Linked DNA regions of Homo sapiens: region 2 is linked to region 1. Evidence: chromatin loops called from intact Hi-C (ENCODE). Cell type or tissue: K562. All regions are shown on one strand. Links, peaks and the distances in the headings refer to the core of each region. The heading gives the core; the rest is flanking DNA. Region 1 has its middle 40 kb from the start of ZNF627. Region 2 has its middle 46 kb from the start of ZNF823.

The links. A loop is a pair of places that touch in the nucleus more often than their neighbours do. Peaks named below come from ENCODE experiments on the same cell type or tissue, not always from the same donor. Only the 100,000 strongest peaks of a DNase experiment are listed, where the experiment ranks them.
Region 2: it touches region 1 in a loop (6-fold over the local background); 2 of 110 quality-filtered maps call a loop at or near these places.

The regions. Positions count from the first base shown.
Region 1 is chr19:11,629,973-11,645,984 of GRCh38, reverse strand. No RefSeq gene overlaps it. Among named protein-coding and RNA genes, the nearest start is that of ZNF627, 40 kb to the right of the region's middle. RefSeq lists a silencer at 6,224-6,313. In K562, for the core only: no CTCF peak of the experiment used is centred there; DNase peaks (open chromatin) are centred at 5,584, 5,904 and 6,274; H3K4me3 peaks cover 1,265 bases.
Region 2 is chr19:11,685,352-11,701,363 of GRCh38, reverse strand. It overlaps the pseudogene ZNF833P. Among named protein-coding and RNA genes, the nearest start is that of ZNF823, 46 kb to the left of the region's middle. RefSeq lists silencers at 6,235-6,284, 6,395-6,454 and a cis regulatory region at 7,215-7,359. In K562, for the core only: a CTCF peak has its summit at 7,597 (motif pointing left); no DNase peak of the experiment used is centred there; H3K4me3 peaks cover 951 bases.

The DNA of each region.
Region 1 (16,012 bases), core at 5,242-7,741:
ACAAAAAGCCTGCAACCATCTGGAACAACAGTCTATGACTGAGACAGAATAGACCATCTAAGACCCAGGAAAACAATCTGGAGAGAAAATTAGCTTCAGAAATTAGGCTAATCAAAAGCACTTTGGTATCCTGGGGAATTGAGAAAGCCTCACGTCTGCCCAGGAAATAACACATTTCTAGAAAAAACCTGAGGAGGCCCTAAGTTTCGGCACTGGCTGATCTCTAGGCTCAGTTCAGCAGAAATTGGAGGCTAACGCAGAGTTTTAAACAGTCGGCCGGGCGCGGTGGCTCACGCCTGTAATCCCAGCACTTTGGGAGGCTGAGGCGGGCAGATCAAGAGGTCAGGAGATCCAGACCATCCTGGCTAACACGGTGAAACCCTGTCTCTACTAAAACTACAAAACTTAGCCGGGTGTGGTGGCGGGCACCTGTAGGCCCAGCTACTCAGGAGGCTGATGCAGGAGAATGGTGTGAACCCGGGAGGCAGAGCTGGCAGTGAGCCAGGACCACGCCACTGCACTCCAGCTTGGGTGACAGAGCGAGACTCCGTCTCAAAAAAAAAAAAAAAACAAACAAAACTCAGGCCGAGTGTTCAAGGAATGCTGCACGACAAAGCCATCCACAAAGCCTGGAAGAAGTCAGGTTTGGGCCTCTTTTTGTTTGATTGTTTGTTTGTTTGTTTGTTTTTTGAGACAGAGTTCTGCTCTTGCTGCCCAGGCTGGAGTGCAGTGGTAAGATCTCAGCTCACTGCAACCTCTGCCTCCCAGGTTCAAGTGATTCTCCAGCCTCAGCCTCCCCAGTAGCTGGGATTACAGGGGCCCACCACCACGCCTGGCTAATTTTTGTATTTTTAGTAGAGACAGGGTTTCGCCATGTTGGCCAGGCTGGCCTCGAACTCCTGACCTCAGGTGATCCACCCGCCTTGGCCTCCCAAAGTGCCGGGATTACAGGCATGAGCCACAGCACCCGGCCAGGTCTGTTTTATTTTAGCTCCTAGCATTCAGGAAACCTCTCTCAAAACACTAGATGAACACAAGTTAAAGGAACAGAGCCTTCATTGACTAGAGAGGACAGGGAATACATCTCTGTAAACATACTTTGAAAAAGTTACTACCAGGCACAGTGGCTCACCCCTGTAATGCCAGCACTTTGGGAGGCCGAGGCAGATGGATCACTTGAGGTCAAGAGTTCAAGACCAGCGTGGCCAACATGGCGAAACCCTGTCTCTACTAAAATTATTAAAATTAGCCGGGCATGGTGGCGCACGCCTGTAATACCAGCTACTCGGGAGACTGAGGCACGAGAATCATTTGAACCCAGGAGGAGGTGAAGGTTGCAGTGAGATGAGATCACGCCACTACACTCCAGGCTGGGCAACAGAGCGAGACTCCATCTCAAAAAAACAAACAAACAAGCAAAAACTACAGAAGGTAGAAAAAGAGAAAGTTTTAAAAATAGAAAACGAGGCCGGGAGCAGTGTCTCATGCCTGTAATCCCAGCACTTTGGAAGGTCGAGGTGGACAGATCACCTAAGGTCGGGAGTTTGTGACCAGCCTGACCAACATGGAGAAACCCCGTCTCTACTAAAAAATACAAAATTAGCTGGGCATGGTGGCACATGCCTGTAATCCCAGCTACTCGGGAGGCTGAGGCAGGAGAATCGCTTGAATGTGGGAGGCAGAGGTTGTGGTGAGCTGAGATCGCGCCATTGCACTCCAGCCTGGGCAACAAGAATGAAACTCCGTCTAAAAAAAAAAAAGAAAGAAAGAAAGAAGAAAACAAGTACAACAAACAGAGAACAATTACATATATACATATTAATACAATTATATCAATTACCACTTTAAATGTCTGTTACTTATATACACAAAAAAGAGACACAGATTGACATAGTAGATTAAACAAGCCTCAGTAATGTGTACAAGAAAATCATTTCAAACAAAAAGAAGTGAATAGATTAAATAAAAAGGTATGAAGAAAGATAAGCCATTCTAACACTAATCAAAAGAAATGTGCAATAGTTTTATAAAACTCAGACAAACCACATTTTAGATCAAGGAAAATGGCAAGGAATTTTCCTCATAATTGCCTTGGGCTTGCTTTTTTTTTTTTTTTTTGAGACAGAGTCTCATTCTGTTGCCCAGGCTGGAGTGCAATGGTGCAATCTCGGCTCACTGCAACCTCCACCTCCCAGGTTCAAGTGATTCTCCTGCCTGAGCCTCCCGAGTAGCTGGGATTACAGGTGACTGCCACCACACCCGGCTATTTTCTGTATTTTTAGTAGAGACAGGGTTTCGCCGTGTTGGCCAGGCTGGTCTCGAACTCCTGACCTCAGGTGATCCACCTGCCTTGGCCTCCCAAAGTGCTGGGATTTCAGGTGTGAGCCACCACGCCGGACCATCATTGCCTTGTAAAAGAGATTTTGTAACAGTGAAGAGGTCAATCCTGCAAGAAGACATAATAGGACCAGGCGCAATGACTCACACCTGTAATCCCAGCACTTTGGGAGGCCAAGGTGAGCAGAATGCTTGAGTCCAGGAGCTCGAGGCCAGCCTGGGCAACATGGCGAAGCCTTGTCTCTACAAAAAAAAAACAAAAAAAAACAAAAATTAGCTAGGCATCGTGGTACATGCCTGTAGTACCAGCTACTCAGGAGGCTGAGGCTGAAGGATCACTTGAGCCTGGGCACTGGGAGGTCAAAGCTGCAGTGAGCTGTGATTGTGCCACTGCACTCCAGCCTGGGAGACAGATGGGGACCCTGTCTCAAAAAAAAAAGACATAAGGTATAATAATCTTTATTACTTATATGTATGCCCATAAAATATAACATCAAGATACAAGACAAAAACATAAAACTATAAGACAAAATATACAAATCCAAAATTATAGTTGGAAGCCAACAGTTCACCTCTATCCATAATTAATAGGTCAATACAACAAAAAAATCACTAATGATATAGCTAAACTCAACAGCATCAATAATGTATTAGTCCGTTCTCATTCAGCTAATAAAGACATGCTTCAGGAAACTTACAATCATGGCGGAAGGGAAAGCAAACACGTCCTTCTTCACATGGTGGCAGGAAGGAGAAGAACGAGTGCCCAGCGAAGAAGGAAGCCCCTTATAAAACCATCAGATCTCTTGAGAACTAACTCACTATCACCAGAACAGGATGGGGAAAAACACCCCCATGATTCAATTATCTCCACCAGGTCCCTTCCACAACAGGTGAGGATTATGGGAACTACAATTCAACATGAGATTTGGGTGGGGACACAGCCAAACTGTATCAATTAATCAACTGCATTTAATTAATATGTATTTATAGAATCCTTCATTCAACACCAGCAGAATACACATTCCTCTCAAGTTCACATGAAATATTCACCACAGTAAACTACACTGGAAGCATAAAATATGCCTTAACAAATTGAACAGAAATGCTATAAAGTATGCAATCAAATCATATTAAACTAGAAATTGATAACCAAAAGATAGTTGAAAAGCTTCCAAAAGTAGAGATTTAATCTGCAGCTGAAATAGGTGAACCAATCTTTGCAAGGTGACAAGCCCAGAGAGAGACAGTAAGGACCTAGAACACAGACAAGTCTAACTCAAGTGTCACATCGTATCCTCCTGTCACCAGGGGCATCCCCCATCCCCATCCTGCTCACTGAAGTGCTCAGTGACCACCCTCCCAGGAGACGACACATTGTGCGTCCCCTGTGTTCCTAAAGTGCATTTTGCTTTTCAGGTTCTTGCACCATCTCAGTGGGGTGGGTTTTCCTGTCCTTAGGAATAGTTTTCTCCCTTAACTATGCTGAGAGCATCCAGAAAACAGGAATCATTTCTGTCCTGTCCCTTCAATACCACCATCCAACTGGCTGATGAGCCAAGTGTCCCCAAGGAATGGAATCTGGATTTGGGGAAGAAAAGCTGAGTGTCCCAGGGGATTAGAGCTTTTTTTTGAGACTGGGTCTCACTCCAGTTGCCCAGGCTGGAGTGCAGTGGTGCGATCGCAGCTGACTGCAGCTTTGACCTCCCTGGCTCAGGTGATCCTCCCACCTCAGCCTCCCCAGGAGCTGGGACTAGAGGCACGCACCACCATACCCGGCTAGTTTTTTTGTATTTTTAGTAGAGACGGGGTTTCGCCATGTTGCCTAGGCTGGTCTCGAACTCCTGGACTCAAGGGGTCCACCCGCCTCGGCTTCCCAAAGTGGTGGGATTACAGGCTTCCCAAAATGGTGGGATTACAGGTGTGAGAGACTGTTCCTGGCCCAGGATTAGCTTTTTAAGGAGGGGAATACCAGGGGACTTCTCCCACCCCAGGGCACCTAGCTCCTCTCCTGGGAAGCCCCAACTCCACGCCTCAGGTTGTCCTCTGGGAGGAGTGACCCACCCTCCAAGAAACATGGTAGCTGTGGGCATCTTCAGTCAGCCCCAGGCAGTTCTGAAACCCAGGACCAGGATAAGATGGAGGGTGAGTTGAGGACACATCGCCCTGTAAAGTTTCCAAAGATAAACCTCAACCCAAAGACATTCTCAGAAGGTGTCCGTGCCTCGGGCAGATAAAAGGAGGAGAGGCATAAAGATTGTTTACAGCAAGTGTCAGGTGCTTTTTCTCCGCTTCCTCAAGTGTGAAATGTTCACAAACACACAACAAATCTTTACAAAAAGAGCCATATTTTGCCCTCTTAAAAAAAAAAAAGCCTATTAAAATATTGCGTGTGGCCAGGCGCCATGGCTCACACCTATAATCCCAGCACTTTGGGAGGCCTAGACGGGCGGATCACCTGAGGTCAGGAGTTCAAGACCAGCCTGGCCAACATGGTGAAACCCCGTTTCTACTAAAATACAAAAATTAGCCGGGCATGGTGGCACGCGCCTGCAGTCCCGGCTACTCGGGAGGCTGAGGCAGGAGACCCGCGAGGTAGAGGTTGCAGTGAGCCAAGATCGTGCCACTGCACTCCAGCCTGGGCAACAGAGTGAGGCTCCGTCTCCACCAAAAAAAAAAAAATTATATATATATATTTAATATATATATAATTCATATATACATGAAAAACGTGTGAGGACGGTTGCAGTGGCTCATGCCTGTAATCCCAGCACTTTGGGTGGCTGAGGAGGGTGGATCACCTGAGGTCAGGAGTTTGAGACCAGCCTGGCCAACACGGTGAAAACCCGTCTCTACTAAAAATACATGAATTAGCCGCGCGTGGTGGCGGGCGCCTGTAATCCCAGCTACTCGGGAGTCTGAGACAGGAGAATCGCTTGAACCCAGGAAGCGGAGGTTTCAGTGAGCCGAGATTGCGCCACTGCACTCCAGCCTGGGCGACACAGCGAGACTCTGTCACAAAAAAAAAAAAAAAAAAAAAAAAAAAAAAAAAATATATATATATATATATATATATATATACACACACATATATACATATATACACATATATATATATATACACATATATATATATACACACACACACACATATATATGGCTATGTTTGAAACAAAGCCTGGGGGACGAAGAGTTGACATTGTTGTGGTGAACTGAAGAGGAGGCCAGCTCTAAAACGCGGAGCGGGATCTGGAAATCCAGGGATTTGCTGGCAGCCCTAGGAGAAGCTAGGCCAGGGATCACAGTTGCGGATTTGAGACCCTGCTTCGCATATATCTGGATATCTCAGTAAAAACTCGAGCCCCTTGGAGACAAAGGAGGAACTGGGGACCCCACAGACCGCTGCTCCTTCCACATGAACCCCACACCCGAGGAGGATTCCCCCCATGACCCTCCCGTGTCCCCGCACAATCTAGGGAGACGCGGGGCTGCGGACGCGGAGCTGCCCAGAGAGGACTCCGGAACCTGGGCCGCAGTTGCCGCGCGGGGACCGGACAGGACGCCCGGAGTCCTGGCTGCAGGCCCAGCCCCACCCTGAGGCCGAGAGGACCGAGGACCGAGCTGGGCCAGGGCACTCGGGTCCTCAGACCCCAGAGACAACAGCGAGGAGGTCTGGGTCCCGCCACAGCCGGTTCCGGTCGGTTACAACCAGCTGTACCCTGTCTCGGGAACCCCGGCCTCGGACACTCACCATTTCCCGGCTTCCGAGGTATTCCGGTTCCTACCTACACCTCCGGCTGCCAGTACAGGTTCCAGCCCGACCGAGCAGGGAGCCGAGCGCGGGTGACAGAGAAGACGCCGCGGGCTTTTTCAACCTCGCATCCTCCAGCCTCCTGGACGCCTGATTGACAGTTCTCACGGCCCCGCCCAGCGGCTCTGATTGGATAGTACTCCAGGTCCCGCCCCCTAGGCACTGAGCGACAGAAGAAGTGATCTCCCAGTGCTGAGTGGAGCCAGATGAACAGGTTGCAGACACAGCTCTTGGCATGGGGCGGGCGGGGGAGGGGGGGTTCCTCCCTGGGCAGTGACCTGACCCCTCCCGGGGAATATCTGCATTTAAGAAGAATTCCTGCCAATAGTCTGCGAGCCCTTCCTGCTTCTTCCTCCGGGACTGGGGGGTCACAACTGTGTGCAGGGAATCCCAGACTCACTGTCCAGTGGAGACATCCCCTGGCCTCGGAGCAGAAGGGGAGCCGAGGCCACACAGGCCACACTGCAGTAGGAGAGGGGGTCTGATGTCCTCCAGGGATCAGGAATTTGGGATGAAGCTGCTGGCTGCATGACCAAGCCTTTCTCCCACCTGATCTCTCAGTCTTATTTTTTTATTTTTTATTTTATTTTTTGACGGAGTCTCGCTCTGTCGCCAGGCTGAAGTGCAGTGGCGCGATCTCGGCTCCCTGCAACCTCCGCCTTCTGGGTTCAAGCGATTCTCGTGCCTCAGCCTCCTGAGTAGCTGGGATTACAGGCACGCGCCACCACCCCCAGCTAATTTTTGTATTTTTAGTAGAGGCGGGGTTTCACCATGTTGGCCAGGATGGTCTCAATCTCCTGACTCGTGATCCGCCCCCCTCGGCCTCCCAAAGTGCTGGGATTACAGGCGTGAGCTACCGCGCCCTGGAGTCTACTCGTTTTCACCAAGAAAATAAAAACACAGCAACAATGGAATAAAATTGTTAAATGTGTGGAAAAACTGGAATTATATGGCAGCAATATTCTATGAAGGAATCAAAAGAGAAGAAAAGCAAAAACATGAACTAGCTCAGAGAAGCAGTTTTTCAGCCACTGTTCAGCAGGAAACCCCCTATTCAGGAGGTTAAACAGATTCTTGGGAGCCAGGTTCTGACTGCTGAAACAGAGCCCCAGAACCGATCAGAACCTGGTGATGAGGCCTGAACACTGAAGGATTTAACTCTAGGCTCTCAACATGCCTTCCTGTCCTGTCTGCATAGTGTGGCAACACTCTCTCCTTCCAGACCTTCATCATATTCTCTCTTTTTTTTTTTTTTTTTTTTTTTTTGAGACAGAGTCTCGCTCTGTCGCCCAGGCTGGGGTGCGATAGCGCGATCTCCGCTCACTGCAACCTCCGCCTTCCGAGTTCAAGGGATTCTCCCGCCTCAGCCTCCAGAGTAGCTGGGATTACAGACACCCGCCATCATGCCTGGCTAATGTTGGTATTTTTGTAGAGACAAGGACACCGCGCCCAGCCCCAGACCTTCATTTTCACCAGCAGGAAACTCACCTGGAGTCAGTTTAAGGTACTGACTGACATAAATTGTCAAATTCATAAACCTTTTCTCCATAAGGTAATCCAATGGGTCTTGACCTTAACAGATTTTCTACATATATCAAATCACACTCCGACTCCAGCTATTCTATGTGTAAACCAAAAATAAAATTCAAAGCCCACCCCTCTCTCCCAAACTGAAGGATTCCCCTCTCGGCTAAGGGCATCCCAAAGTAAACCTGAAAATCTAGAAATCTAGTTCAGGCCACGATGGAAAGCAGGGGTCAGACCGGTAGTCCCATCTTAGCACCTATGGTCCCAGTGATCCTCAAGTGGGAGGATCACTTGAGCCAGGGAAGTCAAGGCTGCAGTGAGCTGTGATTGTGCCACTGCACTCCAGCCTGGGCGACAGAGTGAGACTCCGTCTCAAAAAAAAAAAAAAAAATTATAATAAGTGTGGATGAGGACATGGAGAAACGGGAATCCTTGTGCACTGATGTAGAGAATGTAAAACATTGCAGCCACTGTGTAAAACAGTATGGCTGTTCCTTAAAAAGGTGAATTTAGAATTCCCCTGTGACTATTCAACTCCTAGGTATATATCCTAAAAAATCAAAAGCACAACACACAGAGACACATGTACACCAATTTCATAGCAGCCTTATTCAGAATATTACTGTGGAAAAAACCCACATGTTTATCAACAAACAAATGGATGAGCAAAGGGTGATTTATCCCTACAATAGAATATTTTCAGGCACAAAAAAGCAATGAATTACTGACACGTTAACACATGCATGCAACTTGAAAACATTATGCTAAGTGAAATAAGCCAGAGACACCAGAATAAATATTGTATACTTTCACTTATATGAGGTGCCTAGAATAGTCAAATTCATAAAGGGATAAAGTAGAATAGAGATTATCAGGGCCTGTGAATAGAGGAGAATGTGGAGTTACGTGCATGAGTATGAAAATTTAAGTTAAAAACATTGGCGGGGCCAGGTGCGGTGACACATGCCTGTAATCCCAGCACTTTGGGCGGTTGAGGTGGGTGGATACCTGAAGTCAGGAGTTTGAGACCAGTCTGGCCAACATGGTGAAACTCCATCTCTACTAAAAATACAAAACAAAAATTAGCCAGGCATGGTGGTGGCCACCTGTTATTCCAGCTACTTGGGAGGCTGAGGCAGGAGAATTGCTTGAACCCAGGAGGCAGAGGTTGCAGTGAGCCAAGTTCACGCCTCTGCACTCCAGCCTAGGTGACAGAGCAAGACTCCATCCCCCCCCAAAAAAAATTAAGTTAAATAATAGCCAGGCGTAGTGGCATGTGCCTATAGTCCCAGCTACTAGGGTGGTTGAGGCAGGAGAATCACTTGAGCCCAGAATCAGTTGGGGTTGCAGTGATGAGTGATTGAGCCACTGCATTCCAGCCTGGGTGACAGAGTGAGATTCTGTCTCAAAAATAAAAATACAAAAAATTAAAAATAAAAGGCAGTTTTCTTTTCTTTTTTTTGAGACAGAGTCTCACTCTGTTGCCCAGGCTGGAGTGCAGTGGCACGATATCAGCTCACTGCAACCTCCACCTCCTGGGTTCAAGCGATTCTCCTGCCTCAGCCTCCCCAGTAGCTGGGATTACAGGTGCATGCTACCATGCTGGGCTAATTTTTTGTATCTTTAGTAGAGATGGGATTTCACCATGTTGGCCAGGCTGGTCTCAAACTCCTAACCTCAGGTGATCCGCCTGCCTCAGCCTCCCAAAGTGCTGGGATTGCAGGTGTGAGCCACCACGCCTGGCCCTGGCAGCTTTCATATCTCAAATATTGAGTTAATTTTATACATATCCAGAATATCAGTCACACCTAATACTTACCTAATATTGATTGATAGAATGACATTAAAATGTCATTAATTGTGTAAATTTTAAAAAATTTCTTCTCAACACAAGATCTCACCATGTTGCCCACGCTGAACTTGAAGTCTTGGCCTCCAGCAGTCTTCCCACCTCAGTCTCCAGAAATGCTAGGAATGGCCGGGCACGGTGGCTCACGCCTGTAATCCCAGCACTTTGGGAGGCTGAGGCGTGTGGATCACGAGGTCAAGAGATCGAGGCCATCTTGACCAACATGGTGAAACCCTATCTCTACTAAAAATACAAAAATTAGCTGGGTGTGGTGGCGCGAGCCTGTAATCCCAGCTACTCAGGAGGCTGAGGCAGGAGAATCACTTGAACCTGGGAGGCGGATGTTGCTGTGAGCCAAGATCACGCCACTGCACTCCAGCCTGGCGAGAGTGAGACTCCATCTTTTTTTTTTTTTTTTTTTGAGACAGTGTCTCCCACTGTCGCCCAGGCTGGAGTGCAATGTCACAATCTCGGCTCACTGCAACTTCTGCATCCCGGGTTCACACGATTCTCCTGCCTCAGCCTCCTGAGTAGCTGGGATTACAGGTGCACACCACCACACCCGGCTAATTTTTTGTATTTTTAGTAGAGACAGGGTTTCACTATGTTGGTCAGGCCGGCCTTGAACTTCTGACCTCATGATCCGCCCGCCTCGGCCTCCCAAAGTGCTGGGATTACAGGCTTGAGCCACCACGCCCGGCCGAGACTCCGTCTTAAAAAAATAAAAATGCTGGGATTACAGGCATGAGCCATAATGCATGACCAAGACACTCATTTTATACCCCAAGACAAAAAATACTCGAAATGGAATGGAAGATGATATACTTTAAATGTACATCCCCGCAAAATCTCACATTGAATTGCAATCCCCAAGGTTGGAAGCAGGGCCTGGTGGGAGGTGTTTGGATCATGGGGACAGATCTCTAATGAATGGCTTGGGCCATCCCCTTAGTGATAGGTGAGCTCTTCTTCTGAGTTCGCACAAGGTCTGGTGGTTTGAAAGTGTGTGGCACCTCCCCTCTACCTCTCTCTCTCGTTCCTATTTTGCCACGTGAGAGGCCTGCTCCGGCTTCACCCTCCACCAAAAGTAAAAACTCTGAGGCCTCCCCAGAACCTGAGCAGATGCCAGCACCATGCTTCCTATAAAGCTTGCAGAAACATGAGTTGATAAAACATTTCTTTATCAATTATCCAGCCTCAGGTATTTTTATGGCAAAGCAAGAAAAGCCTAATACAGAGGTAAAAAGGTATTCCACGCAAATAGTAACCAAAAGAGAACAAGAGTGGATATGCCATTATCATACTTGACTAGACTTTAAGGCAAAACCTATTTAAAAACACAAAGAACGCTATCTTTTGTGTGTGGGGGGGTACATAGTAGGTGTATATATTTATTGGGTACAAGAGATATTTTAATACAGGCATACAATGTGTAATAACCATGTATTAGTCCGTTTTCACACTGCTGATAAAGACATACCTGAGGCTGGGAAGAAAAAGATGTTGGTCGGGCACGGTGGCTCACGTCTGTAATCCCAACGCTTTGGGAGGCTGAGGTGGGCAGATCATGAGGTCAGGAGTTCGAGACCAGCCTGGCCAAGATGGTGAAACCCCGTCTCTACTAAAAATACAAAAATTAGCCAGGCATGGTGGTGCAAGCCTATAGTCCCAGCTACTCAGGAGGCTGAGGCAGAAGAATTGCTTGAACCCGGGAGGCGGAGGTTGCAGTGAGCTGACATCATGCCACTGCACTCCAGCCTGGGTGACAGAGCAAGACTGCATCTCAAAAAAAAAAAAAAAGAAAGAAAAGAAAAGAAAAGAAAAAAAGAAAAAGATATTTAATTGGACTTACAGTTTCACATGGCTGGGGAGGCCTCAGAATCATGGCGGGAGGCAAAAGACACTTCTTACATGGCAGCGGCAAGAGAAAATGAGGAAAAAGGAAAAGCAGAAATCCCTGATAAACCCATCTCACTACTATGAGAACAGCAGGGGAAAGACCATCCCCCATGATTCAATTACTACCTCTGGATTCCTCCCACAACATGTGGGAATTCTGGGAGATATAATTCAAGCTGAGATCTGGGTGTGGACACAGCCAAACCATATCATTCTACCCCTGACCCCTCCAAATCTCATGTCCTCACATTTCAAAATCAATCATGCTTTCCCAACAGTACCCCAAAGTCTTAACACATTTCAGCATTAATCCCAAAGTCCACAGTCCAAAGTCTCATCTGAGACAAGGCAAGTCCCTCCCGCCTATGAGCCTGTAAAATCAAAGGCAAGCTAGTTGCTTCCTAGATACAATGGGGGTACAGGTATTGGGTAAATACAGCCATTCCAAAGGGGAGAAATTGGCCAAAACAAAGGAGTTACAGGGCCCATGCAAGTCTGAAATCCAGCAGGGCACTCAAATTTTAAAGCTCCAAAATGATCTCCTTTGACTCCAGGTCTCACATCCAGGTCACACTGATGCAAGAGGTGGGTTCCCATGGTCTTGGGCAGCTCTGCCCCTGTGGCTTTGCAGGTACAGCCTCCCTCCCAGCTGCTTTCACGGGCTGGTGTTGAGTGTCTGCAGCTTTTCCAGGTGCACAGTGCAAGCTGTCAGTGGATCGACCATTCTGGGGTCTGGAGGATGGTAGCCCTCTTCTCACAGCTCCACTAGGCAGTGCCCCCAGTAAAGACTCTGTAGGGGGGGCTCTGACCCCACATTTCCCTTCTGCACTGCCCTAGCAGAGGTTCTCCATGAGCACCCCACCTCTGCAGTAAACTTTTGCCTGGACATCCAAGTGTTTCCATACATCTTCTGAAATCTAGGTGGAGGTTCCCAAACCTCAGTTCATGACTTCTTTGTACCTGCAGGCTCAACACCATGCGGAAGCTGCCAAGGCTTGGGGCTTCAACCCTTTGAAGCCACAGCCCAAGCTGTACGTTCGCCCCTTTCAGTCACGGCTGGAGTGGCTGGGACACAGGGCACCAAGTCCCTACATTGCACACAGCACGGGGACCCTGGGCCTGGCCCGTGAAACCACTTTTTCCTCCTGGGCCTCCGGGCCTGTGATGGGAAGGGCTGTGTAAACGTGTCTGATGTGGCCTGGAGACATTTTCCCCATGGTCTTGGGGATTAACATTTGGCTCCTTGCTACTTAGGCAAATTTCTGCAGCCAGCTTGAATTTCTCCTTTAAAAATGGGTTTTTCTTTTCTACCGCATCATCAGGCTGCAAACTTTCCAGAGTTTTATGTTCTGTTTCCCTTTTAAAACGAACGCTTTTAACAGCACCCAGGTCACCTAGTCACCTCTTGAATGCTTTTCTGCTTAGAAATTTCTTCCTCCAGATACCCTAAATCATCTCTCTCAAGTTCAAAGTTCCACAAATCTCTAGGGCAGGGGCAAAATGCCACCAGTCTCTGCTAAAACATAATAAGAGTCACCTTTGCTCCAGTTCCCAACAAGTTCCTCATCTCCATCTGAGACCACCTCAGCCTGGATCTTCTTGTTCATATCACTATCAGTATTTTTGTCAAAGCCATTCAACACATCTGTAGGAGGTTCCAAACTTTCCCACATCTTCTGTCTTCTGAGCTTTCCAAACTGTTCCAACCTCTGCCTGTTACCCAGTTCCAAAGTCACTTCCACATTTTTGGATATCTTTTCAGCAACAACCCACTGCTGGTACCAATTTACTGTATTAGTCCATTTGCAAGCTACTAATAAAGACATACCCAAAACTGGAAAGAAAAAGAAGTGTAATTGGGCTTACAGTTCCACATGGCTGGGGAGGCCTCAGAATCATGGTGGGAGGCAAAAGGCACTTCTTACATGGTGGTGGCAAGAGAAAATGAGGAGGAAACAAAAGCGGAAACCCCAGATAAATCCATCAGATCTTGTGAGACTTAGTCACTATTGTGAGAATAGCATGGGAAAGACCAGCCCCCATGATTCAATTACCTCCCCCTGGGTCCCTCCCATAACACCTGGGAATTCTGGAAGACAGAATTCAAGTTGAGATTTGGGTGGGGACACAGCCAAGCCATATCAAATCACATCAGGATAAATCAGGTATTCATCACCTCAAGCATTTATTGTTTCCTTGTGTTACAAACAATCCAATTATACTCTTTTATTTTTAAATGTAAAATAAATTATTGTTGACTGTAGTCACCCTGTGTGCTATCAAATACTAGATTTTATTCATTCTAAGTATAATTTTCTACCCATTAACCACCCCTATTTTCCTGCCTCCTCCACTACCCTTCCTAGCCTCTGGTAACCATTCTTCTGCTCTTTATCTCCATGAGTTCAATTGTTTTATTTTTAGCTCCCAGAAATTAGTGAGAGCATGTGAAGTTTGCCTTTCCGTGCCTGGTTTATTTCACTTAACATAATGACTTCCAGTTCCATCCATGATGTCGCACATGACAGGATCTCAGTCTTTTTCATGGCTGAATAGTACTCCACTATGTATATGTACCACATTTTCTTTTCATTTCTTTTCTTTTCTATTTTGAGATGGAGTCTCACTCTGTCACCCAGGCTGGAGTGCAGTGGTGCGATCTCGGCTTACTGCAAGCTCCGGCTCCTGGGTTCACGCCATTCTCCTGCCTCAGCCTCCTGAGTAGCTGGGACTGCAGGTGCCCTCCACCACGCCCGGCTAATTTTTTTTGTATGTTCAGTAGAGACGGGGTTTCACCATGTTAGCCAGGATGGTCTCGATCTCCTGACCTCGTGATCCGCCTGCCTCGGCCTCCCAAAGTGCTGGGATTACAGGTGTAAGCCACCGTACCCAGCCAATATGTATCACATTTTCTTTATCGATTCATCTTTTGATGAACATTTAGGCTGCTTCTGAATCTTGGCTATTGTGAATAGTGCTGCAATAAACATCAGAGTGCAGAAAGCTCTTCGATATGCTGATTTCCTTTCTTTTTGGAATACACCTAGCAATGTGATTGCTGGATCATAGGGTAGTTCTAATTCCAGATTTTTGAGGAGCCTCCAAACTGTTCTCCACAGTGGCTTAGTATTTTACATTTCCACCAACAGTGTACAAGGGTCTCTTTTTTTCACATCCTTGCCATCATTTGTTATTACCTCTCTTTGGGATAAAAGCCATTTTAATTGCGGTGAGATGATGTGGTATTGCTGTTGTCTTTTCACTTCTCTGATGATGTGGAGCACCTTTTCATATGTCTGATTTTCATTTTTATGTCTTTTTTTGAGAAATGTCTATTCAGATATTTTGCCCATTTTTAATTTGAATTATTAGACTTTTTTTCCTATTGAGGTATTTGAGCTCCCTCTATATTGTTTATTAATCCCTTGTCAGATGGATTGTTTGCAAATGTTTTCTCCCATTTTGTGGGTTGTCTCTTCACTTTGTTGACTGTGACTGTTTCTTTTGCTGTACAGAAATTTTTTTTTGTTTTTTTTTCTGAGACAGGGGTTTGCTCTGTCTCTCAGGCTGGAGTGCAGTGGTGCCATCTTGACTCACTGCATCCCTGACCTCCTGGGCTCAAGTGATTCTCCCACCTCAGCCTCCCAAGTAGCTGGGACTACAGGTGCATACCACCACACCTGGCTAATCTTTTGTATTTTTTGTAGAGATGGGATTTTTTCATGTTGTCTTGAACTCCTGGGCTCAGCCTCTGAAAGTGCTGGGATTACAGGCATGAGCTACTGCGCCTGGCCTATTCTTCCCTCTCCTTTCCTCCAGCAGCAGGAATCTCTCCCCATAGCCACCACAGGTAGAAAGGTGCTGGGTCACACCTGAAGCCAGTACAGCTCTAAGTCTTACCCAAGGCCCATACAAGTACAGCCTGGCTACCCCTGCTGATCACTCAGGGCCCAGGGGTTCAGAAGGTGATGAATTCTGCCAGGACTGGGTCCTTCTTTTCAAGGCAGTAGGTTCCCTTCTGGCCCAGGGTGTATCTAGAAATGTCCAGGAGCTAGGGCCTGGAATAGAGGCCTCACGCCTCTGCCTGGTGCCCTATTATACTGTTGCTGAGCTTGCATCCAAGTTGCAATATAAGTCCTCTTTACTCTCCCCTTTCTTCTCAAGTAGAAGGAAGTAGTCTCTCCCTGAGCTGCTGGCTGTACTGCCTGGGGTCAGGAGAGTGGTGGCACAAGTATTCCCTTTGCCACCCCAGCTAGTGTCTCACTAGGTCATGTGCACACCAAGTCCGCTGGGTCCAAGCCCACCCAACACCAAGACTTACACAGGAATTGCAGTCCTTGTGATCCTGACTACCTTTCAAGTTTCTTCAGGACACCAGAACATTTTAGCCCACGGTGACAGGGCTTGCCAGAACTCAGGTTCTGGCAATTGGGATGGACAATTCAACTCTGGCTAAGGCTGATCTAAACGCTCCCTCCATGGGCACTGGCTGAGTTCTGCCCCATATTGCTTTCTGCTAATGACAGGGCAGCACTGAGTTCCAATGCAAAGTGCCACAATCACTGCGCTCTCCCTCTCCCAAGCTTACA
Region 2 (16,012 bases), core at 6,530-9,029, 54 kb before region 1:
GGCCACCATGCCCAGCTAAATTTTGTATTTTTAGTAGAGACGGAGTTTCACCATGCTGGTCAGGCTGGTCTCAAACTCCTGACCTCATGATCTGCCCGCCTCAGTCTCCCAAAGTGCTGGGATTACAAGCGTGAGCCACTGCGCCCGGCCTGAGAAAGCTTTTTTATGCTTGCTACTCTGCCATCTTCCCTGAATCCTCTGCCCTAACGTTTTACTGCCCTAATATATTATTTCAGGTCTCACAGTAAATGTCACCATCTCAGAGAGAATCCTTTGTACCACCTCAGTTACTCCTACATCTTTCCGTTTGTAGAGATATTTCCTTGCACTTCTCATATTCAGAGAAATTCAGTTAAGATTCACAGACTTTTTTGCTCTCCCTCTCTCTCTTTCTCTTTCTTTCTTTCTTTGGTGGAGACAGGGTGTCACTAGGTTGCCCAGGCTCCAGGCTGGTCTCAAACTCCTTGGCTCAAGTGATCCTCCAGCCTCGACCTCCCGAAGTGCTAGGATTACAGAGGTGAGCCACTGTGCATGGACTTATTTGCTTTTTTAACCTAGGAAAAGTTAAATCATAAAAATGAAACCAGGTTGGCCACAGTGGCTCACACCTGTAATCCTAACACTTTGGGAGGCCGAGGCAAGAGGACCACTTGAGCCCAGAGTTCAAGACCACCTGGGCAACATAGTGAGACCCCTACCTCTACAAATAACTTTTTAAAAAATAAGCCAGGCATGGTGGTACACACCCGTGGTCCCAGCTAACTGGAGGTTGAGGCAGGAGCATCACTGGAGCCCAGGAGGTTGAGGCTGCAGTGAGCTGTGATCGTGACAATGCACTCCTGCCTGGGCAATAGAGTGAGACCCTGTCTCAAAGAAAAAAAAAAAGAAAGAAAATGAAACAAAATTGAATGGTGTTACCTTTACTTCTATCATCTATATTGTGCTATGTAAAACTCCAAAATTCTGTTTTTAGCCATTTTCCAGAAGTGAAAATAAGAAGCTCCCTCTTGTGGTAAGGATGGCATTAACATCCTCTCTGGGCTGTGGATTTCTCCAGGTTGTGCTGAGACTCCAGAATTTACAGCAGGTGATAGTCAGCTTAGAATATTCTGTCTGTGCCCTCAATGAACAGGTGGCGACATGGGTTAGGAAGAACAGAAGCAAATAAAGGGAATGTGGTCATCATACAAGATATCACAGTCGATCCTGGAAGATAGTTTCAAATGAATAATTGAAATTGAGGGAAATGAGAGAGCCACAGGTGGATTCAACCTGGGCCAGCTGGACTGCTGAAAGGGAAGAGGTATTTATACAATGCTTAGAATTTAGCTGCAGAAATGATTGGATGGGTCAGTGGTGATGGAGTGGGGTTGAGAGTTTCAGATGGGTAAACTGAACATGTCCATTACCAGGTACAGAGCACGTGATGACAACCATGAACTGTGAAGGTTGGGGAGCTGCTGAAACAGAGGAAAAAGGGGAGAGTTCACTTTTGATTAGTGTGTGCGTGTGCGTGTGTGTGTTTTTGTTTTTTTTGTTTTGTGACAGAGCCTCGCTCTTTCACCCAGGCTGGGGTGCAGTGGCTCAATCTCGGCTCACTACAACCTCCACCTCCCCAGGTTCAAGTGATTCTCGTGCCTTAGCCTCCCAAGCAGCTGGGATTACAGGCATGCACGACCACACCCTGCTAATTTTTGTATTTTTAGTACAGATGGGGTTTCACCATGTTGACCAGACTGGTCTTGAACTCCTGACCTCAAGTGATCTGCCCACCTTGGCCTCCCAAAGTGCTGGGATTACAGGCGTGAGCCACCGTGCCCAGCCTGATTAGTTGTTTTATACAACTGTTAGGAGGAAAATAACAGTTTGTTTTCTCAAAGGAATAATTATATCCAGGTGGTTTTTAATTTTTTTTCTTTTTTTCGAGACAGAGTCTGGCTCTGTCACCCAGGCTGGAGTGTAGTGGCACAATCTTGGCTCACTGCAACCTCCGCCTCTTGGGTTCAAGCAATCCTCATGCCTCAGCCTCCCGAGTAGCTGGGACTACAGACATGGGCCACCATGCCCGGCTAATTTTGTATTTTTAGTAGAAATAAGGTTTCACTATGTTGGCCAGGCTAGTCTTGAACTCCTAGCCTCAAGTGATCTGCCTCCCAAAGTGCTGGGATGACAGGCTTGAACCACCATAGCCAACCATTTTCAGGGTTTTTTTGTTTTGTTTTGTTTGAGACAGAGTCTCACTCTGTCGCCCAGGCTGGAGTGCAGTGGCGCGATCTCAGCAAGCTGCGCCTCCCAGGTTCACGCCATTCTCCTGCCTCAGTCTCCCAAGTAGCTGGGACTACAGGCGCCCGCCACCACGCCCGGCTAATTTTTTGTATTTTTAGTAGAGACGGGGTTTCACCGTGTTAGCCAGGATGGTCTTGATCTCCTGACCTTGTGATCCGCCCGCCTCAGCCTCCCAAAGTACTGGAATTACAGGCGTGAGCCACCGCACCCGGACTCCAGGCTTTTTTTTTTTTTTAACCCATATAAAATATCTTAGAATTTTCTTCCTCTACTTTATATATAAACATAGGAGAAAACCCAGGAGTCTGCTGGCTTCTTATTCAAACAGTGGGATTGAGGGTCTTTGTCTCATTTAACTTATCAGTGAAAGGCAGGTGAATAACCTTGTAGGGGCCATGGGGAAAGTTCTCCTTTACCCTCTCATGTTGCACTGAAAAATCAACTCACAAAAGACTGATTAATTGGAGAAAAGGCATACACATTTTATTTAATGTATATACACAGGAGCCTTCAGAATGAAGACTCAGAGATACAGGGTAAGTTGTACATTTTTGTGCTTGGGTTTAACAATGTGTGAACAGCTATGAAGAAACCTGATTGAACAAAAAAGGTATGATTGAATGCTAACAGACTGAGTGAGGAAACCCAGAAGGCCTGTCTGTCTAGATTTTTCTTGGTCTCTCTGAGTAGCATTCCTTCCTTCTAGGTATGAGACAGAATCTTTTTTTTTTTTTTTTGAGACGGAGTCTTACTCTGTCTCCAGGCTGGAGTGCAGTGGCGCGATCTCGGCCCACTGCAACCTCCGCTTCCTGGGTTCAAGCCATTCCCCTGCCTCAGCCTCCCGAGTAGCTGGGACTACAGGCGCGTGCCACCATGCCCAGCTAATTTTTTGTATTTTAGTAGAGACGGGGTTTCACCATGTTGGCCAGATGGTCTTGATCTCCTGACCTCGTGATCCACCTGTCTTGGCCTCCCAAAGTGCTGGGATTACAGGTGTGAGCCACCGCACCTGGCCAGAATCCTCTCTTAAATGACAGTCTTATGACCTACAGTCAAATAAGGTAGGTCAGATAAATTCTTTGTGACCAGTTTTTCCAAAGGAAGGCACAGGGAAAGTTATCTGTTTGCATTTTATGGCTGCCCTTGGGGAATAGGGGTTCTGGATTCTATGACCTGCCTTGGGGAAGAGGGATTCTAGCTTCTATGGCTACCCTTGGTGGAGAATGGGACTGAGAGACAGGAGGGCAAGAGAAGGTCAGAGAAAAACTTCTGCTTCTGAGACCTGTTTTGAGGATCATTGTTTTCGGAGCCCTAAAAACCTGGAGTGGGCAGCAGAGCCTGAGGACAGTGACTTTAAGCTGACACCAGTCTTAAGCCTACAAAGGGAGGAGAATGGAGCTGGGCATCCTGCCTACCCTTGCGGATGGCCTCCAGCTGCTCAGAACAGCTAAGGACTGTGGATTCTGAGAAGCTGCAGTGCCCTGGAAAGCGGGAAACCCACATGTAGATGCAGCTAGGGGGTTGCGTCCTTTTTGAGACTGTAACTCTGGGAACTTTGGGGCCATTTCCTAGGCAGCTGCAGATTGCATAAATAGCTTTCCTTTTCAAGCAGTCTAACTGGCCCCAGATGAACCCACCTGTGGCTCTCTAAATCCTTTGAAGCAAAGTGCTTTTTAGAAACCATCGCCAGGCACGGTGGCTCACACCTGTATTCCCAGCACTGTGGAAGGCTGAGGGGGGAGGGTTGCTTGAGCCCAGGGGTTCAAGACCAGCCTGGGCAACATGGTGAGACTCCCCCATCCCCCCGCCACGCCGTGTCTACCTCAAAAAATTTTTTTAAATTAGCCAAGCTGGTGGTGCACGCCTGCAGTTCCAGCTCCTTGGGAGGCTGAGGTGGGAGGATGGCTTGAACCCAGGAGCTTGAGGCTGCAGTGAGCTGGGATCACACCACTCACTGCCCTCCAGCCTTGGTGACACAGAGACCCTGTCTCCAAAACAAAACAAAACAACCACAAAAATCCTCCAGGATAGACTGTGATATCATGGGTAAGTTCCATGTCCATTTTATTTGATTTTGTCCTCTCTAACCTGTTATACTACCTGCTCATTGAGGGCATAGACAGAATATTTTAATCTGACCATCTTCTTTTGTAAATATTGAAGATCTCAGTACATTCAAGTGCTTTGCCTTGGGCATGCACAGAGTCACAGGAGGCAGGCTGTCATTTGTATATAGGAGGAAAATCTGTGAAGGTCAGACTTAAAGACTCATTAGATTGCCTTCTGGAAAAGGAGTTATGAATTTGACAGTTTATATAGGTCAATGCATTAAACTGATTTTTAGATGAGAGTTTCCTGCTGGCAAAAAGGAAGGTCTTGGCCGGCACGGTGGTTCACACCTGTAATCCCAACATTTTGAGAGGCTGAGGTGGGTGGATCACCCGATGTCAGGAATTCAAGACCAGCCTGGCCAACATGGTAAAACCTCGTCTCTCTAAAAATATAAAAATTAGTGGGCCGAGTGCAGTGGCTCACACCTGTAATCTCATCACTTTCGGAGGCCAAGGTGGGCAAATTGCCTGAGCTCAGGAGTTCGCGACCAGCCTGGGCAACACGGTGAAATCCCGTCTCTACTAAAATACAAAAAATTAGCCGGACATGGCGGCGTGCGCCTGTAGTCCCAGCTACTCGGGAGGCTGAGGCAGGAGAATTGCTTGAGCCTGGGAGGCGGAGGTTGCAGTGAGCCGAGATCGTGCCACTGCATTCCAGCCTGGGCAACAGAGCGAGACTGTGTCTCAAAAAAAAAAATTAGCTGGGCGTGGTAGCACATGCCTGTAGTCCCAGCTCCTTGGGTGGCTAAGGTAGGAGGATCGCTTGAACCCGGGAGGCGAAGGTTGCGAGCCAAGATCACGCCACTACACTCCAGCCTGGGCGACAGAGAGAGACTCCGTCTCAAAAAAAAAAAAAAAAAGAAAAAGAAAGAAAGAAAATGAAGGTCTTGAAGGAAGGAGCATTTCCACACTCTGGAGAAGGAGTAGGAGGCCACGTTGAGTTCCCAGAGTTAAATCTTTAAGTGCCCCTGCCTCATCAGAGTTTGACTCACAAGCTTGGGAACGTGTATCACCTTCTGACTGCAGGTTTGTGAACTGTGGGTGCAGCAGGCTACTTATCTCAACTAGTTCGAGTGTTTGCTTTTCTTGTCTTTCGATTTCCTTATAAAATATTGCTACTATGTGATTCCACTTTTTCCATACATTTAATGATTTTATTCCGTTGTTGGCATGTTATTACTTCCTTGGCTGAAAATCAGTAGATTGAGAGATAAGGTGGGAGAAAGGCTTGGCCATGCAGCCAACAGACTTATCCAAAATTCCTGATCCCTGGAACACATCGGGCCCTTATTTTTTTTTTTTTTTTTTTTTTTTTTTTGAGATGGTGTCTCACTCTGTCGCCCAGGCTGGAGTGCAGTGGCACGATCTTGACTCACTGCAGCCTTGACCTCCCAGGCTCAAGTGATCCTCCCACCTCAGCCTTCCGAGTAGCTAGGACTACAGGTACAGGCCACCATTCCAGGCTAATTTTTGTATTTTTTTGTAGAGACAGGCTCTCACTATGTTGTCCAGGATGGTCTCGAACTCCTGGGCTCAAGCAATGCACCGGCCTCGGCCTCCCAAAGTGTTAGGATTACGGCTATGAGCTATCACGCCCAGCCTAAGCCCTTATTCTTGTTGCAGTGTGGCCCGTATGGCCTCGGCTCTCCTCCTACTCCGAGGCCAGGGAATGGCTCCACTGGACAATGTGTCTGGGTTTCCCTGCACACACTTGTGATCCCCAGTCTAGGAGGAAAAAGCAGGAAGGTCACACTGAGTACAGATGGGGGATCCTGCTTAAATGCAGATGTCCCCTGGGAGGGGTCAGGTCACAGCGCAGGGAAGAAGCCCGCCCTGCCAAGGGCTGTGTCAAGAACTCGTTCATCAGTCTCCACTCCCCAGCGTGAGATCGCTTCTGTAACTCAGTCGTCAGGGGGCGGGATCTGTCGCACTATCCAATCAGGGCCGTGGGGCGGGGTCGTGGGAACTGTCAATCAGGCGCACTTCAGCTAAGAGGGTGCGAGATTGAAAAAGCCCGCGGCGTCTTCTACACGCCACTTCGCTGGGCTCCTGTCTCTGTCGCTGAGAGGCACTCTGGAGAGTCTGCGGCAGCCTCTGTCACACAGGGACCTGCACTGGTCGTGGGAGCCGCAGAGAGGCCCCCGGGACACGGAGGAATTCGGAAAATGGTGAGCGTGAGGGGCCAGGGATCCCGAGACGGGAGGAGGGGCTGGTTGGAACTGGCCGTGGCGGGTCCCCGGCCTCCCAGCCAGCGACTCCGGGCTCTGTGGACCGGAGTACCGCTGGCGGAGCTCGGCCCTCGGTCCCCTCGGCCGCAGGGTGGGGCTGGGCTGGCAGCCGGGACCCCGGGCGTCCTGTCCCGTCCCTTCGCGGCGACTGCGGGCCCGGGCAGGAGTCCTCTCTGGGCAGCTCCGCGCCCGCAGCCCCGCGTCTCTCCAGATTGTGCGGGGGCCACGGGAGGGTCATGGGGGGAATCCCGACTCGTGTGCGGGGTTCATGCGTGGAAGGAGCTACGGTCCGGGGTCCCCAGTTCCTTCTTTATTCCTTTATTCCTTTTTTAAACCAAATATAAAATTCTAAGCCCCCCAGTCATTTTGAACAGATCCCTCCTCCCGGCGAAGGCACTACAAAATTAACCTGAAAAACTTGTTCAGGCCATCATGGAAGGGTGGTCTGTGTATTCGTCTGTTCTCACACTGCTGGAAAGATACTACCTGAGACTGGGTAATTTATTTTTAAAAAAAGTTTTTAATTGACTCACTGTTCCACATGGCCTTAGGAAACTTACAATCATGGCAGAAGGGGAAGCAAGGCACGTCTTACGGGGTGGCAGGAGGGAGAGAGAGAAGGGAGGAGAGGGAGAGAGAGAAGGGAGGAGCCCAGACACTTATCCAGTAACCAGATCTCGTGAGAACACTGTATCAGGAGAACAGCATGGGGGAAACCACCCCCATGATCCAATCACCTCCCAGCAGGTCCCTCCCTCAACATATGGGGATTACAAATAGGATTACAATTCCTGCAAGCAGGCTCTGTGGCGCAATAGCCTAAATCGAAAGGATTACAATACCAGATGCAATTTAGATGGGGACACAGTCAAACTGTATCAGCTGGACGTGCCCCATTATATTTGCCTCCCTTTTGGAACCCAGGAAAAGCCTATCAGTATTAACATCAACACAGAACTTAAGTCTGATAAGAAGCATTTACAATCTATTCTCTCTGAAGCCTGCCACCTGGAGGCTTCATCTGCATTATGAAACTTTGGTCTCCACAACCATTTATGGGAAAATCCACCTGTGACCTGGGAACCAGACCCCTCCCCCGCCCACTTTGTGTTGTCCCTCCTTTCCAAGTAGAACCAATGTACCTCTTACATGTATTGACTGATGTATTATGTCTCCCCAAAATGTATTAATATAAAAGCAAGCTGTACCCCAACCACCTTGGACACATGTGGTCAGGACCTCCTGAGGCTGTATCATGGATGTGTCCTTAACCTTGGCAAAATAAACTTTTTTTTCTGAGATGGAGTTTCACTCTTCTTGCCCAGGCTAGAGTGCAGTGGTGCCATCTTGGCTCGGTACAACCTCTGCCTCCCGGGTTCAAGTGATTCTCCTGCCTCAGCCTCCCGAGTAGCTGGGATTACAGGCATGCACCACCACGCCTGGCTAATTTTGTATTTTTAGTAGAGACGGGGTTTCTCCCTGTTGGTCAGGCTGGTCTCGAACTCTGGGCCTCAGGTGATCCACCTGCCTCTGCCTCCCAAAGTGCTGGGATTACAGGCGTAAGCCACCACGCCCAGCCAATAAACTTTCTAAATTGAAACATGTCTCAGATACTTTTGAGTTCACATTCCTAAATGGCAAGTGGTATCCCTCTGCATCTTCCAAAGGTTTGGGAATCAGGGTTTCTAATCCACCACTCTCTTCCCTCAACTAACTCCTCCGAGGGCTTAAAATCCCTTGGTTTTTAAGCTCTTTCCCTGCATTTTGTGACTCTGATTTCATCTCCTCAGTTCACAGCAACATTAAACATTCTTTTTCCCTGGTGCTGTATTTCTAGCACCACTGGGTTCATTCTAGCAGTGTCCCTTTATTTCTTTTACTTTTTTCAACTCCAGTGAGAAACAGGCACTAATTATCTACAACATATATTGTAGATAACATAACAACATATATTCTAACATGTAAAATAGTTTCAGAATTGCTAATCCATACCCTTCTAGGGAAAAATACCCATTAGAATCGAGTGTTTGTGTACATTTCTTAAGTCATAGTATTCAATCAAAACGCTGTTTTCTGGGCCAGGCGCGGTGGCTCACGCCTGTAATACCAGCACTTTGGGTGGATCACCTGAGGTCAGGAATTCAAGGCCAGCCTTGCCAATATGGTGAAACCCCATCTCTACTAAAAATACGAAAATTAGCTGGGCATGGTGGCATGCACTTATAGTCCCAGAGCAAGACTCCGTCTCCAAAAAAAAAAAAAAAAAAAAAAAAAAGGAATTCCTTCGTTATCTTGTCATGCTTCAAGGCCCAGGAAAGGCCTGGGCAAAACTCTTGTTGGGCTTTTGTTACATTCCAGCCTTTGTTTAGAGGCATCGGCTCTCTCGACTTTTAATATTTAACCACTCAGTGCTGAAACAGTTGTTATGGAAGCCTGTGTTAGTGAGACTCTGGCCTGCCACATAGTGAAGGGTAAAAACTAACCCTAAGGAAAGGAAAACCCACCCCCCAATGATGTGGTACAAGAACCTCAAAAGCACACAGTGCAGTGTCTCCTGGGAGGGCGGTCACTCAGCACTTCAGTGAGCAGCATGGGAAGGGGTATGTCTCAGATGATAGGAGAACCTGACCTGATACTTGAGTCAGACTTGTCTGTTTTCAGTCAGCACTGCACCTCCATGGATTTGTCACCTTGAAGACATCTGTAACTCATCTCAGATTTACTTTTTTTTTTTTTTTGAGACGGAGTCTCGCTCTGTCGCCCAGGCTGGAGTGCAGTGGCGCCATCTTGGCTCACTGCAAGCTGCGCCTCCCAGGTTCACGCCATTCTCCTGCCTCAGCCTCCCGAGTAGCTGGGACTACAGGTGCCAGCCACCACGCCCGGATAATTTTTTGTATTTTTTTTAGTAGAGACAGGGTTTCACTGTGTTAGCCAGGATGGTCTTGATCTCCTGACCTCGTGATCCGCCCGCCTCGGCCTCCCAAGGTGCTGAGATTACAGGCGTGAGCCACCCCGCGCCCGGCCTCATCTTGTAATTTATCAGATCTATGGGCATGGAGTTAATATTCCTTTATGGTTCTTTTAATGTTCATGGAAATCTTAGAGATGCCCACCCTTTTGTGAGTTAGCATGGGTGTTTATCAATTTTATTCATTTCAGAAAACCAGGATTTGGATTTGTTGATGTTTTCCATTGATTTCCTGTTTGCAATTTCATTAATATCTTCTCTCGTTGTTTTCCTCTCCTTAATTTACATTTATCGTGCTCTTCTTTCTCTAGTTTCCTGGGGTGGAATTTACAGCATTGTTTTTTAGATCTTTACTTTCAAGAGTTTGCATTTAATTATTTAAATAGCTCTCTAAGCACTGCCTTTGCTGTATTCTACAAATTTTGCTAAAAGTTTTTTTCAATTTTTGGAATATTTAAGTATCTCTGGAGAATTCTGTCTGTTGCATAGTTTAGAAGTTTGTGGTTTAAATCTTTACTTTCTGGAGGCTTTTAAACTATGCTTCTGCTATTGATCTCTAGTTTAATGCTAATACGGTTTGATTTCGTATTTTATGGAATTTGATTTTTTTAAATTTGTTAAGGTATGTTTTATGCTATGTGGTCTGCCTTGGTGAATATTCCATGGTCTCCTGTTTCAGCCTCCTGAGTAGCTGGGACTACAGGTGCATGCCACCACACCCGGCTAATTTTTGTATTTTTAGTAGAGACAGGGTTTCACCATGTTGGTTAGGCTGGTCTCAAACTCTTGATCTCAGTTGATCCACCCACCTCGGCCTCCCAAAGTGCTGGGATTACAGGCATGAGCCGCCGCGCCCGGCCTGAATGTGTATTATCTATATACACCAGTAAAAAAGACAGGCACTGGCAGAGTAGAATTAAAAACAAGGCCCAGCAATGTGTAAAAGATAACCATTTTCAACAGAAAGACACAGATACCTTAAATAGAAAGGTATGGTGAAATATATGCCATTCTAGCCCTACTCAAAAGTATGGAACGGCTATATTAAATTCAGATAAATCAGGTTTTTTGGTTTATTTATTTATTTATTTATTTTTCGAGACAGGGTCTCTGGCACCCAGGCTGGGGTGCAGTGGTGTGATCACAGCAACCTGTGCCTCCCGAACTCAAGCAATCCTCCCACCTCATCTGGGACTACAGGCGTGTGCTACCATGCCTGGCTAATTTTTGTATTTATTTTTTGTAGAGACAGGGTCTCTCCATGTTGCTCAGCTGGTCTTGAGAACTCCTGGGCTCAAGTGATCCACCCATCTTGTCTTCCTGAGATGAATCACGAGGTCAGGAGATTGAGACCATCCTGGCTAGCATGGTGAAACCCCGTCTCTACTAAAAATATAAAAAATTAGCCAGGCGTGTTGGTGGGCACCTGTAGTCCCAGCTACTCGGGAGGCTGAGGCAGGAGAATGGCGTGAACCCGGGAGGCGGAGCTTGCAGTGAGCCGAGATGGCACCACTGCACTCCAGCCTGGGCGATGGAGCGAGACTCCATCTCAAAAAAAAAAAAAAATACACATTCAAAGTGGTAATTGACATAGATTAATATGTTCATATATATTGTTTGTTGTACTTGTGCTTTTTTTCTACTTGCTCTATTTTTCTGCCTTTTAATTGAGCGTTCTATATGATTCCATTTGCTTGCTTCTATTAGTGTAGTAAGTCTACTTGTTTCTTAAATTTTATTAGTGAATTCCATAGTTTGCAGTATACATTTGCAACTAATGGACTTTCATTTTCAAATAACACTATACTGGTGTCTGGGGTAGTGCCAATATGTTAAGAGTGTTCTGAATTCCTCTTTCCAATCCCATATAATATCACTGTCACGCATTTGACCTGTTAGAAGCTATAACCACCCAATACATTGTTGATATTCATTTGAACAAACATTTATCTATGAAGGAGAAGAAAAGATAATCATATTTGTGCCCTCATTTAATTATTTTCTAACAAGTTTTATTTCTGAAACATCTGCTTTCCTAACCTGTATCAGTTTCCTTCGCTCTGAAGAACTTTAACATGACTGGCAAGGCAGGTATACTAGTAACACATTCTCTCAATTTCTTTCCTCTTTCTTTTCCACAGACTGGTAATTTTTTTCTTTCTTTTTTTTTTTTTTTTTTTTTGAGATGGAGTTTCACTCTCGTTGCCCAGGCTGGTGTGCAATGGCGTAATCTCGGTTCACTGCTACCTCCACCTCCTTGGTTCAAGCTATTCTTCTACCTCAGCCTCCCAAGTAACTGGGATTACAGGCATGCACCACCACACCCAGCTAATTCTGTATTTTTAGTAGAGACAGGGTTTCTCCATGTTGGTCAGGCTGGTCTCGAACTCCCGACCTCAGGTGATCCACCCACCTGGACCTCCCAAAGTGCTGGGATTACAGGTGTGAGCCACCGCGCCTGGCCCAGACTGGATAATTTTAATTGTTTCATCTTCACAGTTGCTGATTCTTTGTTATGTTAGCAAGTAGTGAATTGGCTCACTTCCAGATGTACACACAAGCCAATAGCATGGCACCAGCTTTTGAAGAAAGAAAAGCTTTACTACAAGTTTGACTGGCAAGGAGAAAGGAAGAAATGCTCAAATATGTCTCCCTGAGCTGGGGGCTTTGGCAAGTTTTATAAGCGTGGGGTAATAAGACATGAACTCACTGCATCTTGCAATGATCTCATGCCAGGTTAATGTGACTCGATTGGATCCTGCCATGGGATGATACCGGGGCCCAACCTGATTAGATCCTAGATTCCACCATGTGGTATCTTTTTTTTTTTTTTTTTTTTGAGACAGAGCCTCACTCTGTAGCCCAAGCTGGAATGCAGTGGCATGATCTCGCTCACTGCAACCTTCACCTCTGGAGCTCAAGCAATTCTGCCTCAGCCTCCCAAGTAGCTGGGACTACAGGTGTGCGCCACCACACCTGGTTAATATTTTGTATCTTTCACAGAGACAGGGTTTTACCATGTTGCTCTGGGTGGTCTTGAACTCTTGAGCTCAGGCAATCCACCCACCTCAGCCTCCCAAAGTGCTGGGATTACAGGCATGAGTCACCGTGCCCAGCATCTACTTTTTACTTTAATCTCCACACCTCAGTCCAAGCATATAGGTTCCACCCATGGTTACACATTTGGTTCATCTGGGCATGCTCAGATTATGTGACCTTGAGTGTTGGGTCCATGGCAACTGAAAACTCAGCTTTGTTATATAGAAGTTGTACCACATAATCTGTTGTGGTTACAAATCCCTCCTATTATGTTCATTCCTAAGTCTTGAAGGAAAAGGAATGATAACTGCTCTAACTACTTTCTGCTGATTAGAGTCATAGACCTTAGAGGAATGAAAGTATTTAGTGCTTTGCTCTGGGAGTTCCCTGGTATCAGCCAGGTGCGGTGGCTCACGCCTGTAATCCCAGCACTTTGGGAGGCCGAGGCACGTAGATCACAAGGTCAGGTCGATTGAGACCATCTTGGCCAACAGGGTGAAACCCCATCTCTACTAAATGACAAAAAATTAGCTGGGCGTGGTGGTGCGCACCTGTCTCTCAGCCACTTGGGAGGCGGAGCTTGCAGTGAGCTGAGATCACGCCACTGCACTCCAGCCTGGGCAACAGAGCAAGACTCCGACTCAAAAAAAAAAAAAAAAAAAAAAAAAAAAAGGAGTTCCCTGGTATCAAGATCACATTTTAGAAGGCGTTATTTCTACATAGTTCTGGGGAAAAGGCATAAGGAGTTTGCAACCTAAACATTATTTGTTCCAGAGAACAAGGGAAAGCTTAGGTTTTATAGCAAAAGTTCCCATCTGGGTTCCTAGTCAAGTGCTTTTATGCAAATGAAGATCTGAAACTTGAAACTCAGTTCTGATTGGTTGATACAGCTGAGCTCTGATTGACTAGCTCAGGTGAGCCCCCAAAGTTAAAAAGGTGTTGGTTTTCAGGAAACTCACAGTGCTTGTGACCCCTAGTTAACAAGTGGCGGCTTAGCTCTTTTTAAAACTTAGGCCCAGTTAGCCAGTGTGAAGGACTGACTCTAACCCGTCCACAGACAGCATTCATAAGTTTTTGTGTGTGTTCTATCATGGTACCAGTGACCTGCTGTGGGTCCATCCCATGCAGGGATCCTAATGGCAGGGCAGTGGCCAGTTGGGCAACTATAGCCATTTACTTATAAGAGGTTCTCAGGAACCTGTTAAATTTTAGCCAAAATCTCTTGGGTTAAGTTGGTTTCAGTGGCCAGCTGGAGTGAGTTTAAAATCTCAAGTATTAGGTCAGCAAGAACCTAGTGGGGGTCTCTTGGAGGCATCTGTTGAAACAAGATAGAACAATTTTAAAGAGGAGCCAAATGCATATTTTAAATAGGATCATTGAGACTTGTAGGGCAGAATGGAGAAGAAATCCTATACCAGGGGAAGAGCCAGCTGAAAATATCTGGAAATTGGAAATGTAACCCAGTAAGTCTAGACAGGAGGGTTTCTGAAGGTGTCCCTTTCAGAGATTTGGCTGGTTTTAAGATCTTATATGTTCCCAATTCAGTCTGACTGGAAGTATTTTACCCAGATGCAGAAGCAAGGGTTAGCACAGACACTACCCTGTAAAGTAGGGAGATAGCTGCAATGTGGTTGTCTAGGGCCATGCAGGCAAGGGAACCTAGAGACTTCTCTTGTGTCCTGATGGCTTCGGTGGTGAAATGGGCAACTCTACTAATGATACAAGAAAGATTTCTGGTTAGATATCCATTCCAAGTAGAACCTAGACTTAACCATGACCCCAGAAACTTTCCTAATCTAGCTCCTCCACTAGGGTTAATCGCTCTGGGTAAACTGCATCCTTGATAATGTCCCCAACTAGAATCTGTGGGACCATCAATGCTTAAATATCTTTGACCCTCAAATTCCGTAGATCCAACATTTGTATTATTGATGAAAGAGTCAACATCTGCAGTCAGAAGTTGGTACCTCCAACATAGATGATACTTCTAATGTCCTGTCAGATGATTCTAGTTTAATTGACATCTCATTGCTTATCGACACTGCCACATATCTTGGCACCTCAACATGTTGCAACTTTAGGCACCACAGAGCAATCACCATCATCCTCATCATCATCATGTGTGGGCTACCAGGAGAAAATAACCAGGGTTTTACAGAAGGTTAACACACGCTTGCAGGTCATTTAATGAAACCAATCCATAACTGTTTTTTAAAAAGAAAATGTTATATTGTAGATGATGTGTACTAGGTAGGTAGCCGTATGGTGGTTGTGTCTGTACTGAATATGTACAGATGTTTTTTCTTGTCATACTTCCCTAAATACAATAAAACAGTTGTCTTCATAGCATTTACAATGCATTAGGTATTATAAGTAATCTAGAGATGATTTAAAGTATACAGGATTGCCTAGTTATAGGCAAATACACTTTTCTGTAAAGCACTTGAGCAAAATTATATATTCTCAAGGGGTGCTGGAACCAATCCCCTGAGAATACCAGGAAATGACTTTATTCAAGAGAAACTGAAACTACACAGGTTTTACCACATTCTTTACATTCATAGAGTTTCCTTTTGAGTAAATTCTTTCATGTATCTAAAACACACAAGGACTAATAAATACTTATCCACACTCCTTACAGTTATAAGGTCACCAGTGTGTCATACCCTGTGCCTTCCAAAGACTGGAAGAGAAAGGAAAGGTTCCCCATATTCCTAACATCACTGTGTTTTTCTTAAATGTGACTTCTTTCATGGTTTCTAACAGTACTGGACGAATGGAAGGCTTTATCACATTTTTTACATTCATACAACTTTTCTCTGATGTGAGTCCTTTCATGTCTTTGAAGGGGACTGAGACAATAAAATACTTTCCCTCATTCTTTACTGCATAGGACTTCTCTCCAGTGTGAGTTCTTCCATGTATTTTTAAGTACTTAGAACTACTGAAGGCTTTTCCACGTTCTGCATTCATAGGGTTTCTCTCCAGTGTGAACCCCTTCATGACTATGAAAGGAACTAAAACAATCAAATGCTTTCCCACATTCCTTACATTCATAAAGTTTCTGTGAAGTGTGGGTACTTTTATGTTTATGAAAGGCACTGGGATAAGTGAATGTTTTCCCACATTCCTTACATTTATACACCTGCTCTCCAGTGTGAATTCTTTCATGTATTCGAAAGTAACTGGAATAACTAAAGGCTTTCCCACATTGCTTACATTCACAGGGTTTTTCACCAGTGTGAGTGTTTTCATGATTTCGAATAGAACTGGAATATCTAAAGGCTTTGCCACATTGTTTACATATATAGGGTTTCTCTCCAGTGTGAATTCTTGCATGTTTTCGAATGGAACTGGAACAACTGAAGGCTTTCCCACAT